Linked DNA regions of Homo sapiens: region 1 is linked to region 2. A link is an interaction called in ENCODE POLR2A ChIA-PET data of the cell type or tissue named here. Cell type or tissue: PC-3. All regions are shown on one strand. Links, peaks and the distances in the headings refer to the core of each region. The heading gives the core; the rest is flanking DNA.

Evidence for each region. ChIA-PET counts read pairs that join two places held together with the same protein. Peaks named below come from ENCODE experiments on the same cell type or tissue, not always from the same donor. Only the 100,000 strongest peaks of a DNase experiment are listed, where the experiment ranks them.
Region 1: POLR2A ChIA-PET joins it to region 2 with 6 read pairs; 2 of 35 experiments call an interaction of 5 or more read pairs at or near these places.

The regions. Positions count from the first base shown.
Region 1 is chr11:88,626,715-88,634,769 of GRCh38, forward strand. All of the region lies in intron 4 of GRM5 (glutamate metabotropic receptor 5), which reads right to left. Among named protein-coding and RNA genes, the nearest start is that of GRM5-AS1, 130 kb to the left of the region's middle. In PC-3, for the core only: no CTCF peak of the experiment used is centred there; a DNase peak (open chromatin) is centred at 4,997.
Region 2 is chr11:88,843,628-88,851,682 of GRCh38, forward strand. It overlaps GRM5 (glutamate metabotropic receptor 5), which reads right to left. Exons shown (of 10, transcript NM_001143831.3): 3 at 6,279-6,528. Among named protein-coding and RNA genes, the nearest start is that of GRM5, 220 kb to the right of the region's middle. In PC-3, for the core only: no CTCF peak of the experiment used is centred there; a DNase peak (open chromatin) is centred at 5,974; H3K27ac peaks cover 1,053 bases.

The sequences.
Region 1 (8,055 bases), core at 2,040-7,039, 220 kb before region 2:
TTTGGGAAGTAATTAGGTTTAGATGAGCTAATGAGGGTAGCCTGTTCATGATAGGGTTAATGTCCTTAAGAGAAGAGATACCAGTGACTTGATAAAGAAGATACAAAAAAAATTTGATTCATGCCCTGAATTTCTCTCCCTTTCTGCCAAGTGTGGACATAGCAAGAAGGAGGCTGTCTGTAGGCTGGAAAATGAGGCTTCACCAGAACCCAACTATGTTCACATCCTGATCTCCGGCTTCCAGCCTCCAGCGCTGTGAAAAAAAAAATTTGTTTAAGCCACTGTGTCAATGTTATTTTCTTATGGCAGCCCAAGCTGACTTAACACTATGTTAAATGCTTCATAGGTACTATTCCATGTTCTTCTCATAATATCTCTATCTGCTAGGCATTTAATATTATCCCAAATTTACAACTGAAGAAAGTGAAGAAAGAGAGTTTAAGCAATTTGTCCAGTGTCATAGAGCTATTAAGTGGCAGAGCCAGGATATAAATCTAGCCTGTCAAATGCCAAAGCTTGTACAAAACCACTTTACTGTGATGTCTTCAGTGTGCATAACTTTTCATTTCCATAAACCCACCACTCACAAATCAATCAATTTAATCACATTATCACATTTATTAATATGAGATACATGAGTTTACCCTATAATTTCTTTGTGGCACATATTTTAGGTCTGATGGACCCAGCTTTTCCTGCAGTTACTATCTGAAAGATGCACATTAGGGATAGTTTCTAGCCTTCTATTCACTCTTAGTAATTTTGCACCAGGGATTCTTCATTACCACTGCATGTCATTAAGATGTCAGATATACTCCTCCTAATTGGCTGTACAACAGCCACATGTGCATATTTCAAATTTGAAATATTTTAAGCAGAACTCATCTTCTGTACCTCAATCTCACCCCTTTCCCTATTTCTCTACTTGCAAAATTTTCTCAATCACCTAAAATTGAATCTTTTAAGTCACCCTTGTCTTCTCCCTTTCCTTCAGCCCTGCAGAGGATCACCAAGTTTACCTCATTCTTCTGTCACCTAACAATAACTTCTGTGACACCCTCAAATTCCCAGCAGCTTAATAAAATAAAGGTAATCTCTCCCTCACCCAACAAATTCTGAATTATACTGTCAGATTAATATTTTTAAATATGGTTTTTGATTACCTCGTTTTCTTCAAAATTCTTCAACAATTAAGATATAGAAGAAAATTCCCCAAATCATGGTTTGGCATGCATGGTTAAAAACATCTTTTCAAACTTGCATTCCCAGCCTTATTTGTTACAATCTATGACACTGAGTAGGACATGTATTTTCTCAACTCCATTATTCAGTTTGCCAAACTGTTTAAGCTTGAAATACTCTGCCTCCAACTCCCTGTCTCACAGCCCAACTAAACTTCAGGATTCAACTCAAAGACTAGCTATGTCATTAATCCCTAATTTCCCCAGATGCATGCATTCTCTACTTCTCTAATGCCTAGAGCCCTTAAGTCACATTTCAACTATTTTCTACTTATCATGTGTAACCTTGTATTGAAGGTATTCCCAGATAAATTATAAAATACCTGATGGAAGAGATTAACCGCTAACTATTCTTGGCCTCCTCTCTTGTAACTCTTAAAACCAGTTCAGAATCTTGCTTAATGGATGTAAGAAGTGATAATTTGATAAAGAAGATATGAAAGAAATTTAACTCATGCCTTGAATTTGTATCAATACTTCATTGGAAAGAAATCATGTGCCATTTAGGTTATATTTAATATCTGCTCTGATAGTCATGAACCCTTGAGCTGATCAGTAAAATGTTTTCCAAGCAACAGCTCAAATATCCTGGATCTATTCCAAAATAAATTGAATTGGCAGGGTCAGTGGGAATCACTATGGTAACAGATGGATCCTTTAACTCTTGTAGTCACTTTGGTGTAGATTGGCATTTACATATCATGACAAAGCCCTGCTGCTGTCCATCAGGAGCAGGAGAAAGGTATATCAAGTCAGGGTAATTAACAGTAGCTGCTATGACAACAGACTCAAATAACCAGTAGCTTAATACAATAAAAGTTTATTTCTTGCTTATATCACAATCTAATGTAGATTGTGAAGTGCTCCTGAGTCTTTTAAGTGACTCAGAGAGCCAAGCTCTTTCTAACACATGATTTTGCCATCTTTGGATCCCTTTTTTTCTAGTCACATGAATGTAGGAGGGAGATTGAGACCAGGATCTTTTGTGAATTTTTAGAACGCAGGCCTCTAAGTAGCACACATCACTTTAGCTCATATTCTATCAACTAATTCTAGTCAGGTACTGCAAAGTAGGTTTGTAAATGGTGCTTTCCTATGTGCTCAGGAAAAGGAAATGGATTTGCTGAACATCTAGCCTATCTTTGCCATACCAAAGCTTCAGCACCTGAAGGAATTTGATATCTGGATCTGATGGTTATTATTCTGGAAGAAGGACCCTGAAAAGGCATTTGCCCTGGGTCTATTGGTAGCGGCAAAATTCTTTTAACATAAAATTCCTTCAAATAACCAGACCTTCTTTAGTAGAATTCCATGGCAGGGCTATGCTCAGTAATACCCAACAACTTTGCATTGGTATTCATTCTCTAGCTCAAATATGTCAGCTATGCGCCGTACATATCTATAGTCAGCTGCACCTTACCTATCCCACTTTATTTCTACCTATGTATAGTGTCTTCTCTCCTTGTTTTAATCTTCCTAATCCATTTCTGTCTGTGAACATGGCAGGCAAATTCTGAGACCCCCTCCAGAGGTAGAGGGTTTTGGGAATTAGAATGCCTTCTTTATTGATCACGGACAAATAGAAAACCTCTTCATGATGGACTCTTCTACTCCAGCTCCACTTCCCTATTTCCTCAGGCTATTCTCTCTACTTGGCCACTTACCCATACCACACTCGCTTACCCACAGGATACCCATGCTGTCTCCTCCAATTGCCCTTGGATACTCTGACCTGAACTGATTTCTCCTGTCCACAGACTTCCATGACTTACTCTTTGACTCACACATTCCAGTGATGTTTGATAATCAGACAATCTGCTTACAGCTCCATGGCAGTCAATGTTATCTGCTACAAAAAAGGCCAGTTCAAGTCCTGTCTTTGTCTAAGTCCTCTAGTGGCTTCATGTCTCAATTGAGTAAAAGCCAAAGTCAGCACAGTGGCCCACACAGCTTTCCAAGATCTCACCTTCTGTGACCTCTTTGACATTATCTTCTACTTGTTTCCCCAACTTACTTTGCTCCAGCCACTTTGGTCTCCCATCTGTTTCCTTACCTATGACAGTTCCCACACCTCTCCAGGCTTTATTCCTGTGATTTCCTTCTCCTGAAATCATCTTCTCCCTTAACGACTTGGGTCACACCTTCCTCACTTTCTGGGCTTTATACAAAGTTTCTCTCTTCAGTAAGGTCACCCTCCCCAACATTCTAAATCCTATCTCCCTGATTTATTTTTCTTCCAGTAATTATCACCATCTAATATAGTATATATTTCACTTATCTATTTTGTTTTACTCTGTCTCCCCTAACAGGAATGTATGTTCCACGAAGGCAAGAATTTTTGTCTGTTTTGTTTACTTCTGTAACTCCAGTATCTAAAATGCCTACTGATACATAGTAGTTATTCAATAAGTATTTGCTGAAGGGATAAATGACTCTTCTAGTTTTAATCTTTTAGTATATCTTTTATTCCTTAGCAGAATGTAGAGACCCTGAAGTTAAGTACTAGATCATATATTTGCCTTGTATTCCACTCCAGGGTTGCCCAATGTTGCAAAGGGCTTAATAATAATTTACTAATGTAATACACACACACACACACACACACACACACACACACAAACACACACACACACACATATTATGATGGAGTTTCATTCTTGTTGCCCAGGCTGGAGTGCAATGGTGCGATCTTGGCTCACTGCAACCTCTGCCTCGCGGGTTTAAGCCATTCTCCTGCCTCAGCCTCCCAAGTGTCTAGTGTTACAGGCATGCACCACCATGACTGGCTAATTTTGTATTTTTAGTAGAGACGGGGTTTCTCCATGTTGGTCAGGCTGGTCTCGAACTCGTGACCTCAGGTGATTTGCCCACCTCGGCCTCCCAAAGTGCTGGGATTACAGGCATGAGCCACTGTGCCCAGCCATTTATTATATTTTATAAGTCAAGATCTTTCACATCATTTCTTAGTGACCATATCTTTGATAGAAGGCTCTCCTGTCTTCAGTACCATGTCACAGCTGTGGGGACAGCGGTTTCTTTATTTAGTAGCCATCTGGACTAGGTGTCAGTTCTCTGTAATTTTTAAAGGTAGTGACACTGGCAATTACTGAAATGTCAAAACACTAGGCCAACCATGAGGGCTGTGGCAAAAACCTTCCCACATAGTTGTCATGGTGATGTGGGCAAACTCATATATAGCATCTGACACTCAGCCATAAAATTGAAATTAAAGTTAGCTTTTTATAATATCTTAGAGAATGGCACCTGTTATAAAACAGGTATACCGTACCAAAACACCTACATGCATATGAAGAATAAGGTTATGAATAGGCAGAGGAAACATCTGTTTTTTGTTTTTATATTAAATGTTATATTCTAGTAATATGCTGTAAATCATCATTCCTAGCCTAGATATTATTGGGATATATATTTACTAATACCACATATTGTATTTCTTTTCCACAACAACCTAAATGCAAATATTTTCTAAAGCACAATCGATTGTAAGTGTAAAGTTTTAATATAACATTTCTTGAGATCCTTTCATAGGATCTTTACCTATATCATGCCATTTTATCCCCATCATGACTCTAAAATATAATTATTGTCTGAGTTGTATAAATGAAGAAGGCAGGGCTAAGTAACTGGCCCCCGGTTACAGAGTGAGTGAATGGTGGAGCTGAATTTAACATAAGTGATCACTCCAAAGCTCTCACTCCTGTTCATTTCACAGCATGGCTTACCTGAGTCATCTGAGAGACTGGGAGAGAATGAATCACTGAGCAGCTCAAAAGGGATAAGCTTAGGGATTAAAAGCAGGAGGAGAAGAACATCCCTTTGTAAAGTAAATTTCCATTTGGTTACAGACATCAAAATCACAAAAGATATGAGAGATAAGGGACTTGGTTATTTGCTAGAATTCTTTGAAGCCTGAGAAATAAGTCTGAAAGAGGATTATTTTATGTTTTATAGATATATATGTATAAAAGGACAAATAGATATTTGTCCTTATACATTTCTGAACAGGTTTATTAAAGTACTATTGACATAGAATAAACTGCACATATTGAAACTGAACACTTTGATAAGTTTTCACACATGTATACTCTCATGAAACCACACAAAAGTCAAGATACTTAACATATCCATCACCTCCACGACGTTCCTCCCGCACCTTTGTAATCCATCACTCCCCATTCCCATCCCCAGGCAACCACTGATTTGCTTTCTGTCACTCTAGATTACTTTGCATTTTCTAAAGTTTCATAGAGATTGAATCACACAGTATGTACTTTTTTTTTTTTTTTTTTTGGCAGGATCTAACTCCTTCATCCTGGCTGGAGTGCAGTGGTGCAATCCTAGCTCACTGCAGGCTTAAGCGATCCTCCTGCCTCAGACCCCCAAGCACCTAGGACTATAGGTATGCGCTGTCACACCTGGCCAATGTTTCTATTTTTTTGTAGAGTCGGGGTCTCCCTATGTTACCCAGGTTGATCTCGAGCTCCTGGCCTCAAGTGATCCTCCTGCCTTGGCTTTTCTGGCTACTTAGACTCATAATTATTTTGATTTTTGCTGTGTTGTTGGGTGTATTAATTGGTCATTCCTTTATGTAGATGAGTAATATTCCATTACATGAATATATCACAGTTTGTGTATTCTTTCACCTGTTGGTGAATATTTAGGTTTTTTGGCGTTTGAGCTATTACAAATAACATCATTTTGAACATTATTCCTTAAATACTTAGGAGTAGAATGGCTGCACCACATGGTGGGTATATGTTTAACTTTTTAAGAAACTATCAAACTATTTTCCAAAATGGTTATAGCATTTTATATTCTCATCAACAGTACGTGAGAATATTTGTTCCTCAACATTCTTCCCAACATTTGATATGACCAGGCTTTATAATTTTATCCATACTAATAAGTGCATAGTGTTATCTTATTGTGGTATAAATTTTTGTTTTCCTAATGATTAATCATATTGAGCATCTTCTCCTGTACTTATCTGCAATCCTTATATCTTCTTTGATGAAATGAGTGTTCATCAATATTTTGAACAAGCATGTTTTGAATAGTCATTTTATCAAAGAAGATGTATGGTTGGCAGATAGGTATAGGAGATGCTCAATATCAGTAATCATTAGGAAAGTGAACATTTATACCACAATAAGATACCACTATGCACTTATTGGGTCATGTATCCTGTAAACACATAAACCACAAAAATTAAAAATGACTAAAAGAAATGGCTTTTCATTTTGCTCATTTTAAAAACTGCATTGTTATTATTTTTTAAGAATTTCTCATCTACCCCAATTATAGGTAAATTATATAGAAATTCTTCCAATCTGTGCCTTTTCTTTTCCATTCTCATTACAGAGCAAGTGTTTTTAATTTTGATGAAGTCCAACACAGTCATTTTTTCTTCTACTGATCGTGTTTTGCTGTCGCGTATAAGAAACCTTTTCTAACATAAGGTCATGAATGGGTTTTCATGTTTTCTTATAGATATTTTATAGTTTTAGGTTTCACATTTATATCTATAATTTTCATTTTTTGAGATGGATTCTTGCTTTGTAACTCAGGATGGAGTGCAGTGGTGCAATCATAGCTTACTACAGTGCTGAACTCTTGGGCTCAAGCAATCCTTCTGCCTTGGCCTCTCGAGTAGCTGGGACTATAGGCAGGCACTACTGTGCCCAATTACCTGACTAAATTTTTTTATTATTAGTTTTTGTAAAGAGGCAGGGGGTAGTTTCACTTTGTTGCTTAGACTGGTCTTGAACTCCTGGCCTATAATGATTCTCTTGACTTGGCCTTCCAAAGTGCTGAGATTATAAACACGAGCCACCGTAACTAGCTAAAATTAATTTTTAGTTAATTTTTATATACATTCATACATCACTTAATGACAAGGATATGTTCTGAGAAAGGTGCTGTTAGGCAATTTCATCACTGTTTGAACATCTTAGAGGGTGGTTATGCACAACCTACTAAATACATAAGCTATATGATATAGCTGGTTTCTCCTAAGCTACAAACCTGTACAGCATGTTACTGTACTAAATACTGTGGGCAATTATACAAAGGTGTAAGTATTTGTATATCTAAATGTAGACAAAGTACAGCAGAAGTGTGACATAAAAGGTTTTAAAATGGTATACTTCTATAGGATATTTACAATGAATAGAGCTTGCAGGACTGGAAGTTGTTCTGGGCAAGTCAGTGAGTGAGGGTGAGGGAATGTGATGGCCTAGGACATTACTGTATGCCACTATGACTTTATAAACAATACACCCTTAGGCTACACTAAATTTATAAAAAATATTATTTTTCTTTCTTCAAATTCACCATAGTTTACTGTAACATTTACTTTATAAACTTTTAATTTATTTTTAACTATTCAACTCTTTTGTAATAACACATAGCTTAAAACACAAGCACATTGTATAGCTGCACAAAATATTTTCTTCTTTATATTCTTATTCCATAATCTTTTCCTATTTTTTATTTTTTAAATGTTTTTGTTAAAAACCAAGATACCTACACACATTAGCCTAGGCATGCACAGGGTGAGGATCATCAATATCACTGTCTCCCACCTCCACATCTCATCCTACCAGAAGGTCTTCAGGGGCAATAACACACGGAGCTGTTATCTCCTATGATAACAATACTTTCTGGAACACCTCCTGAAGGACTTGCCTGAGGATGTTTTACAGTTGACTTTTTATTTCTTATAAGTAGAAGGAGTACACTCCCAAGTAATGATAAAAATATATAATAGTAAATACATAAACGTTATTATTTT
Region 2 (8,055 bases), core at 997-5,996:
GAATTGTAAGTCTCTAACTTTAAATCAAAAGCTAGAAATGATTATACTTAATGAGGAAGGTAAGGTGGAAGCAAATATAGGCCAAAAATTAGGCCTGTTGCAAAAAACAGCCAAGTTGTGAATATAGAGAAATGATAAGAAAGAGAAACAGCCTTATTGCTGATGTGGAGAAAGTTTTCATGGTCTTGATAGAAGATCAAGTCAGCCACAACATTCTTGTAAACCAAAATTCTAATCAAGAGCAAGATCTTAACTCTCTTTAATCCTATAAAGGCTGAGAGAGGGGAGGAAGTTACAGAAGATGTGTAAAGCTAGCAGAGGTTATTTCACGAGGTTGAAGACAGGAAACTGTCTCTGTAACATCAAAGTGCTGGGTGAAGCAGCAGGTGCAGACTGATAGAGAAGTTTCAACAACATATTTTCAATGCAGACAAAACAGCCTTTTTTTGGAAGAAGATGCCATCTAACACTTTCTCAGCTAGAGAGGAGAAGTCAAGGCCTTGCTTCAGATTGTCAAAGGACAGACTAACTCTTCTATGAGGAGATAATAAAACTGGTGACTTGAAGTGGAAGCCAACAATCATTTCCATTCTGAGAAGACTAGGAAACTTATGAATTATGTTACATGTATTACTGTGTTCCAAAAATGAAAAAAACAAAGCCTGGGTGACAACACATCTCTTTAAAGCATGGTTTACTGAATATTTTAAGTCTACTTTTCAGAATTACTACACACACACACACACACACACACACACACACATATATATATATACAAAAATCCTTTCAAAATACTACTGCTAATAATTGACAATGTGCCCGGCCAGCCAGGAGGTCTGATGGAGACATACATGGAGTTTAGTGTTGTTTACATGCCTGCTAACACAATATCCATTCTTCAGCCTATGAATCAACAAGTAATTTTGACTTTCATGTCTTATTATTTCTAAAATACATTTCATAAAGCCATAACTGTCATAGATGGTAATCCCTCAGATGGATATGGGCAAAGTAAGTTGGAAACCTTCTGGAAAGGATTCACCATTCTAGGTGTCATTAAGAACATTCATGAGTCATGAGAGAAGGTAAAAATATCAGCAACAGGAGTTTGGAAGAAGTGATTCCAACCCTCATGGATGACTTTGAGATGTTCCAATACTTCCAGTCAAGGAAATAACTGAAGATGTAGTGAAAAGAGCAGGAGAACTAGAATTAGAAAGTGAGTTCAAAGATGGGACTGAACTCCTACAATCTCATGATAAATCTTAAATGGATGAGGAATTGCTTCTTATAGATCAGCAAAGAAAGTGGTTTCTTGAGGCGGAATATACTCTGGTGAAGTTGCTATAAGCATTGTTGAAATGACAACAAAGAATTTAGAATATTACCTAAACTTAGTAGATAAAGCAGTGATAGAATTTGAAAGGACTGACTCCAATTTTAAGAGCAGTTCTAACGCGGGTAAAATGCCATCAAACAACATTTCATGCTACAGATAAATACCACTTCCTTTTGTGAAAGGAAGACTCATTTGATGTGGCAAACTTCATTGTTGTCTTATTTTAAGAAATTGCCACAGCCACTGCCACCTTCAGCAATTGCCACCCTAATCAGTCAGCAGCCATCAACATTGAGGCAAGACCCTCAACTAGCAAAAAGAATCTAACCCACTGAAGGCTCAGATGATCACTTGCTTTTTTTTTTTAGCAATAAAGTATATTTGAATTAAGATTTATATATTTTTAGACATAATTCTATTGTGCACTTATTAGGCTACAGTACAGTATAAACATAACTTTTTTTTTTTTTTTTTTTTTTTTTTTTGAGACAGAGTCTCGCTCTGTCGCCCAGGCTGCAGGACAGTGGCGCAATCTGAGTTCACTGCAACCTCTGCCTCCCGGGTTTGCGCCATTCTCCTGCCTCAGCCTCCAGAGTAGCTGGGACTACAGGCGCACGCCGCGACACCCGGCTACTTTTTTGTATTTTTAGTAGAGACGGGGTTTCACCGTGTTAGCCAGGATGGTCTTGATCTCCTGACTTCATGATCCACCCGCCTCTGCCTCCCAAAGTGCTGGGATTACAGGCATGAACCACCGCGCCCCCCCCCACTTTTTATATGAATTGGGAAAACAAAACATTTGTGTGATTTTTATTGTGATACTGTTTTATTGTGGTGGTCTGAAATCAAACGCACATTTTCTCCAAGGAATGCCTGTATACTTGTTTGAAAATGACTGAATTTGGAATAGACATTCTTGCTACATGTAAAGATAAAGAATAATATCTACCTCTGGGGAATAGCCACTATCATAGTTTGACTAGAAAAACTGTAATTTCATTGGCAAGGATATTTCTTACAGTAAGTTCTTATCATTTCCATTTTGAAAAATATTGATGTAGATTGACCTCTAAGAAATGCTTCTTATAATCCTCAAGTACTTTTGAAATTTAAGTACATTTCCTTTTTGTGGCTTTGTAATAATCATCGTAGTAAAGAATATTCTCAAATTATTCAAATAAAGTTAATTATAGATCAAATGAAACTATCTTTTCAGTTGTTAATTTGCTAAAAACTAGTTGTTTCCAAGTCTTATTTAAATTTCTAACTTTTAAATAATGTATTTCAAGTAATTCTTTCCCAGATCTAGAACAAGACAGTGTATTCATTCTAGAAAATAAGCCCCTTAAGAAATGCCATTACTGTTCAGATTATTGATCTCAGCCTGCTGTCAGAGCCAAAGTGTTTAGCAAGACTATTTCAGGGACCTGAACAGGATATTTTTATTGGCAATGAGACAGCAGATTACCCACAGCTCAAATGGAAAGACCTAGTGGTGAGGTGTGTATCATTCTAACATTCTATTGATGTGCAGCACAGATGGTGAGATGTGCTGATGGATGAGGTTGTCTCAGCAGCAGAGTTGTCTTAGTCCTGCCAAGCACTTAAGTTGAACGACCTATTAAACATGGTTGACCTAAGGCAGTTGGAGATATTTATAAGTAACTACAGCTATTAAATGTGGACCTTCTAGTAGGCTCTAAATATAGCCTTTTTTTTTTTCCACATAGCTTTGACTTCTAGTTCCTAAAGCCATTCATTCAAGTTGAATTGGGGAAGAGAAGGAGCAAAAAGAGAGATTTTCAGAATATCTGTAAACAAAATAACACTAGAATACTGAAAGAAGTTATAGCGTGAACTAAATAAAAATTTTCAGGAGGTAGCACTGATATAAAATACTAATTAAAATTAAAAATTTGAATTATCTAAAATTTTAAAAAAATAAACTCAGGTTCTATGTAGAACCTAGGGTTTGCTATCAAATAATAACTTCCCCTCTGTTTCTACTCTACAGAAGACAAGTTAGTAGAAAAGTACACTGGATTATAAGTTATGGTAGTTGGGTAATTGTGTCATCCAAATTTTGGAGGTATCAGTTTCCTCATTTGTAAAATTAGAGTTAGTAGATGTAAACTTTTTCTTACAAACTATTAACTTTTGCTTTTCTGTTCCATTTCACACATCAATATTTATTGAGTCTTACTTAGAACTCCTGTGTATAAAATAGAATAGTACTTAATATTTAGGTTGTTCTTAGATATGGGTTTTTTCATAACACTTATATGACCTTCTATCTAACTTATCTGTAAGTATCATAAGGGCAATAATTATTGTTTTTTTGCTCATTGATTTATTTCAAGCACTTTTACATATAGTAAACACTCAACATTTGTCAAATAATGATTAAATGAAACAATACATGTAAAGTGCTTAGCACAGTAATTGGCACAAAGTATTTGATAAATGGTCCTATAAATGGTTCTGATAAGTGGTTTTATTAACACCCACAGTGCCATCTCACTAAGATAGTTGGAAGAAGTTAGGATATTTCAAAGAGAAGTTGGAGAGTACTGAGGACCACACTGTTGTTCCCAAATATTTGAAAGAGCATCACGTTACTTTTAAAGAAAAAAAAACATGGGCCAAGAGGCAGAAACTGCAGGGAGACAGTTTTAAAATTTGGAGTAAGGAAGACCTAACAAAACTGCTCAAAAATGAAATGAACTGATGTTCAAGTAAATGTCAAATTACTAAATAGCCAGTTAATGTGGGGATAAAAAAAATCTAACTAGAGGCTATAAATTTAGTATTCCATGAATTAAATGATATGGAAAGAACTCTATGTTTATCATATACAAAATAGATTTTAAAATACCCAAAATATAAAATTTTGCAATGCTTCTGGAAATAAAATCATACATGGAAAATGGCAAATATTATAAAAGCCAATCTATTTACTTAGTGTACATGGGATCAAAGAACATTTGCTTTTTGGCAAATACACCATATGACTGAAAACAAATGCTGCTGATTTTTCTTATTAATGCTGGCAAATGGAGCAGATAGGAATCGTGGAATTCTTTATTCCCTATCAGAAAAACAGAACTACTTAAAGCTAGATTTTTTTTCTTTTCTGTTATTTTTACTGCAGTGGTAACACTGCACTTCAGAATACAGTATAAGAATATTGGCAGTTGGCATGTTTGTGGGTTGTATGAAACTAACTGGTACATCATTCCTGCCAACTAGCGACGATTTTGACAAAATATATGACATTGATAAAAAAGGAATCTCACTCAATATCATTTTTATTGAAGGATGTGTGGCCTCATACCAAAATAGCCCCATCAATCTATTGCCATCAGATCGGACAGAAAAGAATTGGGTACATAAAATGGCTGTCATAAAATGTATCCCAGCTGGAGCTAAGTCTGATCACAGACGGTCAGTTAAGCATTTGGAAAATGAAGGAAGTACATTTCCCTTAATAAGCCATCAAAAGTTAATAACAAGTGACTTGGCTCTCTATTTGGGGCAGAAATCCTGAGAAAGATGCAGTGGATTCTAAGGTTTTTGCTGTTCTTTACACTGGCTACGTGTTAATAAAAAGATATATGGTACATAATGTTTTAAAGGTATGCAATGAAGAAGCAGCTTCCCTACCACTTATAAGTTCCAGTGTTACCATCTCAGAAGTGCACCTCATTCACACATTCAAAACTACGATGTTGTCTTACTAATTATGATAGTTAATTTTATGTGTCTAGTGCCTGGGCTATGAGTGCCCAGACATTTTAACAGACATTAATCTGCCTGTGTCTGTGAGAGTGTTCTGGATGAAATTAACATTTGAAGCAGTAGACTGAGTAAAGCAGATTGCCCTCTCTAATATGGATGGACTTCAAACAATCAACTGAAGACCTGAATAGTATTAAAAGGCTAAGAGGTAATGTTTTTTGCCTGATAGCATGAGATGGACATCGGTCTTTTTCAGTCTTCAGACTTGGACTGAAACATTGGCTCATCTTGAATTGCAAGCCTACCAACTTTCAGACTGCAAATTAATATTATCAACTTTCATAGTTCTAAGACCTTTGGACTTGGATTGAAACTACATATTGGCTCTCTTGGGTCTTTAATCACATGAACCAATTCCTTGTAGTAAATATCATATGTGTATATATATATATACACACACACATATGTATATACACACACACACAAATTTATACATACACATATATATGTGTGCAGGACACATATATGCATATTTTTTATTATATATGTATATACTTTTGGTTTTATTTCTCTGGAGAATTTGACTAATACACTGATTCAGCCACAACAACAGGGAATGTGCTGAGTTGTGTCAATCAAGTGAATTATCCAGATAATTAAAGTCAATCTCTGTAGAAGCTGGTATTTTGGTATCTTGTCTAGAAACAATGTAGGTCACCAGGCACCTACATTTTTGTGATATAAAATAACAAGCCAATTTTCTAATGCTTTAAAAATGTGCTCTGAAAGCAATCCCTCATTTTCAAACCCAAAATTCTATGATTCAACATTATAAACCAAGCTCATGTAGTCATTCTCAAAATCAGCTTTAAAAGCAACTATGAGTTTGAGTCATGTTTACTTTCCAAGTGAATTACTCAAGCATATAAAAATCCATTTCATTACCTTACAGTCATGGTTTTTAGGACTTAAAGATGCATCATCTTCATTTGTTGATTCCTGTTACTATTAATCAGCACATGGCGGATCTACTTATTTTCCATGATTTTCTCCAGGCACAGGTGCGTTATGAAATTTAAGCTCTATTTCCACTGCACAGATTAAGCTTTGAAAGAATTTTTTATCATACACTAAAAGCTACCCTTCAGTGCTGCCAAATTCCTGGTATTAACTCCATGTAAATTTTCTTATTATCACTCACCTGCCCAGAAGCAGAAATTCTCCCGCTAGACCCAGGCGCCTCATGGCCATCAGCAGACCTCTCACCGTCATGCCCTCACAGAAGCAGGCCACCACCCGGGCCTTGGGCAAGTGACTTGTGAGCTTCTTCAGCAGCTTATCAAAGCTCTGCTCCCCTGCATTACTGTAGATTTTGTAAGAGTGGGCGATGCAAATCCCTTCCTTCGCTGACATATCTTTGAAGGCTTCCATCCCACTTTCTCCATAGTTGCCTGTGTGAAAACATAGATAAGCAGAGGGATAGTGAAATGAGAGTGTTGCATTAATTGGGTATAATCAGAATGCAGGTGTTAGGAGCATGAAAGTCATTGGTATGGGACTTGCAACCTGAAGACCTGAATTTTGGTTTTTGCTCTTTTGCCGAATTGCTTATTTTGGGCAAATTACAATTGAACCACATTATATATGCATTGATCATTTATATTTTCACTGTGATGGAGAGAATAATATAAAAAGTGTAAGCAATTCATCATCCTTTTATGACTCAAAATAGCTCTTATTCTAAATATGAGCTGATGGAAATATTTATCTGCTATTTTTTTGCATTCTATCTCACTTCCCTTTACTTCTCATTAATGACAATTTCATCCCACTGAGATTTTTGTATTTAAAGATATAGTACATATAAGTAATACATGTAGTTTATATAGTATAGATGTTGCCATATAAATATTTTATAAAGTATTATATTATATATAATATTCAGTATATTATATACTTATAATCATGAGAATTTATGGTTTGGTCTTAATTGAAAAACTGAGATCCTTGCTTAAGATTTAGTCTTGTCGCAGGTGAATGTGTAAACTTATGAAAAACATTTACAGTTTTATCCTATACAACCATGGGGAAGTTATTGATAAGGAAAAAAAGTTCAAAGTCTTTTGCAAAATTTGGGGACTAAGGACAAATGTTAGTCTTTAAAAATTAATGAAAAGGGGATTAATATTGACAGTCAGCTATATGCCAGGACACAAGGACCTTTATATATGTGATCTAATTTAGCACTCACAATAAAATATTGATGTAGCTATTATGGGCTCCATTCAATACATAGATCAGAAAACAGAGCAGTTAGGTCCATATTTACCTTGAGTTACACTAGCAGTAAGTGGAGGGCTGAACTCATTCACAGATCTAATAGCATAGGTTCTGCTCCCTCTACTTGTCTAAGGCTGACTCTTGGGAGTCTCAGAATTCTAATTACATCCGCATTTCTCTTTCCCATTTCAGAGTGACAATTCTCCAATTTTAGATATTTTTGGAACATTTTAAGGCTCTATATTTTATACAGGGCTCATATTCTGAATTTTCAAAATATTAGATATATAAGGGGGATTGCTTTGAAGAATACAAGAGGCTATTACAAGATAACCAAGCTGTAGAACATATAAGGATGTGACTGACTTAAAAATCAACTTGACCTAGGAACTGGAATCTCATCAGGAGGAGTAGATATCAAATTAATAAGGAGCACTGTGGGCATTCAGTTGCATAGGGTTCACTACATGTCTATAACTGCAATAAATACAACTCCACAACAATTTGATTTTGGGAAAGTCAGTTTATATATGTTAGCTCACTGCTCCTTACAACAACTCTGTGATAAAGGTTAATGTTCTCTTCCCTTGGCTGATAAAACTGAAGTTCAAATACAGATAGTAGGTGTCAGGATCTTAGTTTGAACACAAATCTCTGATTCCTGTCCTGATGTGGGTGCTACCATACCACAGGTACCT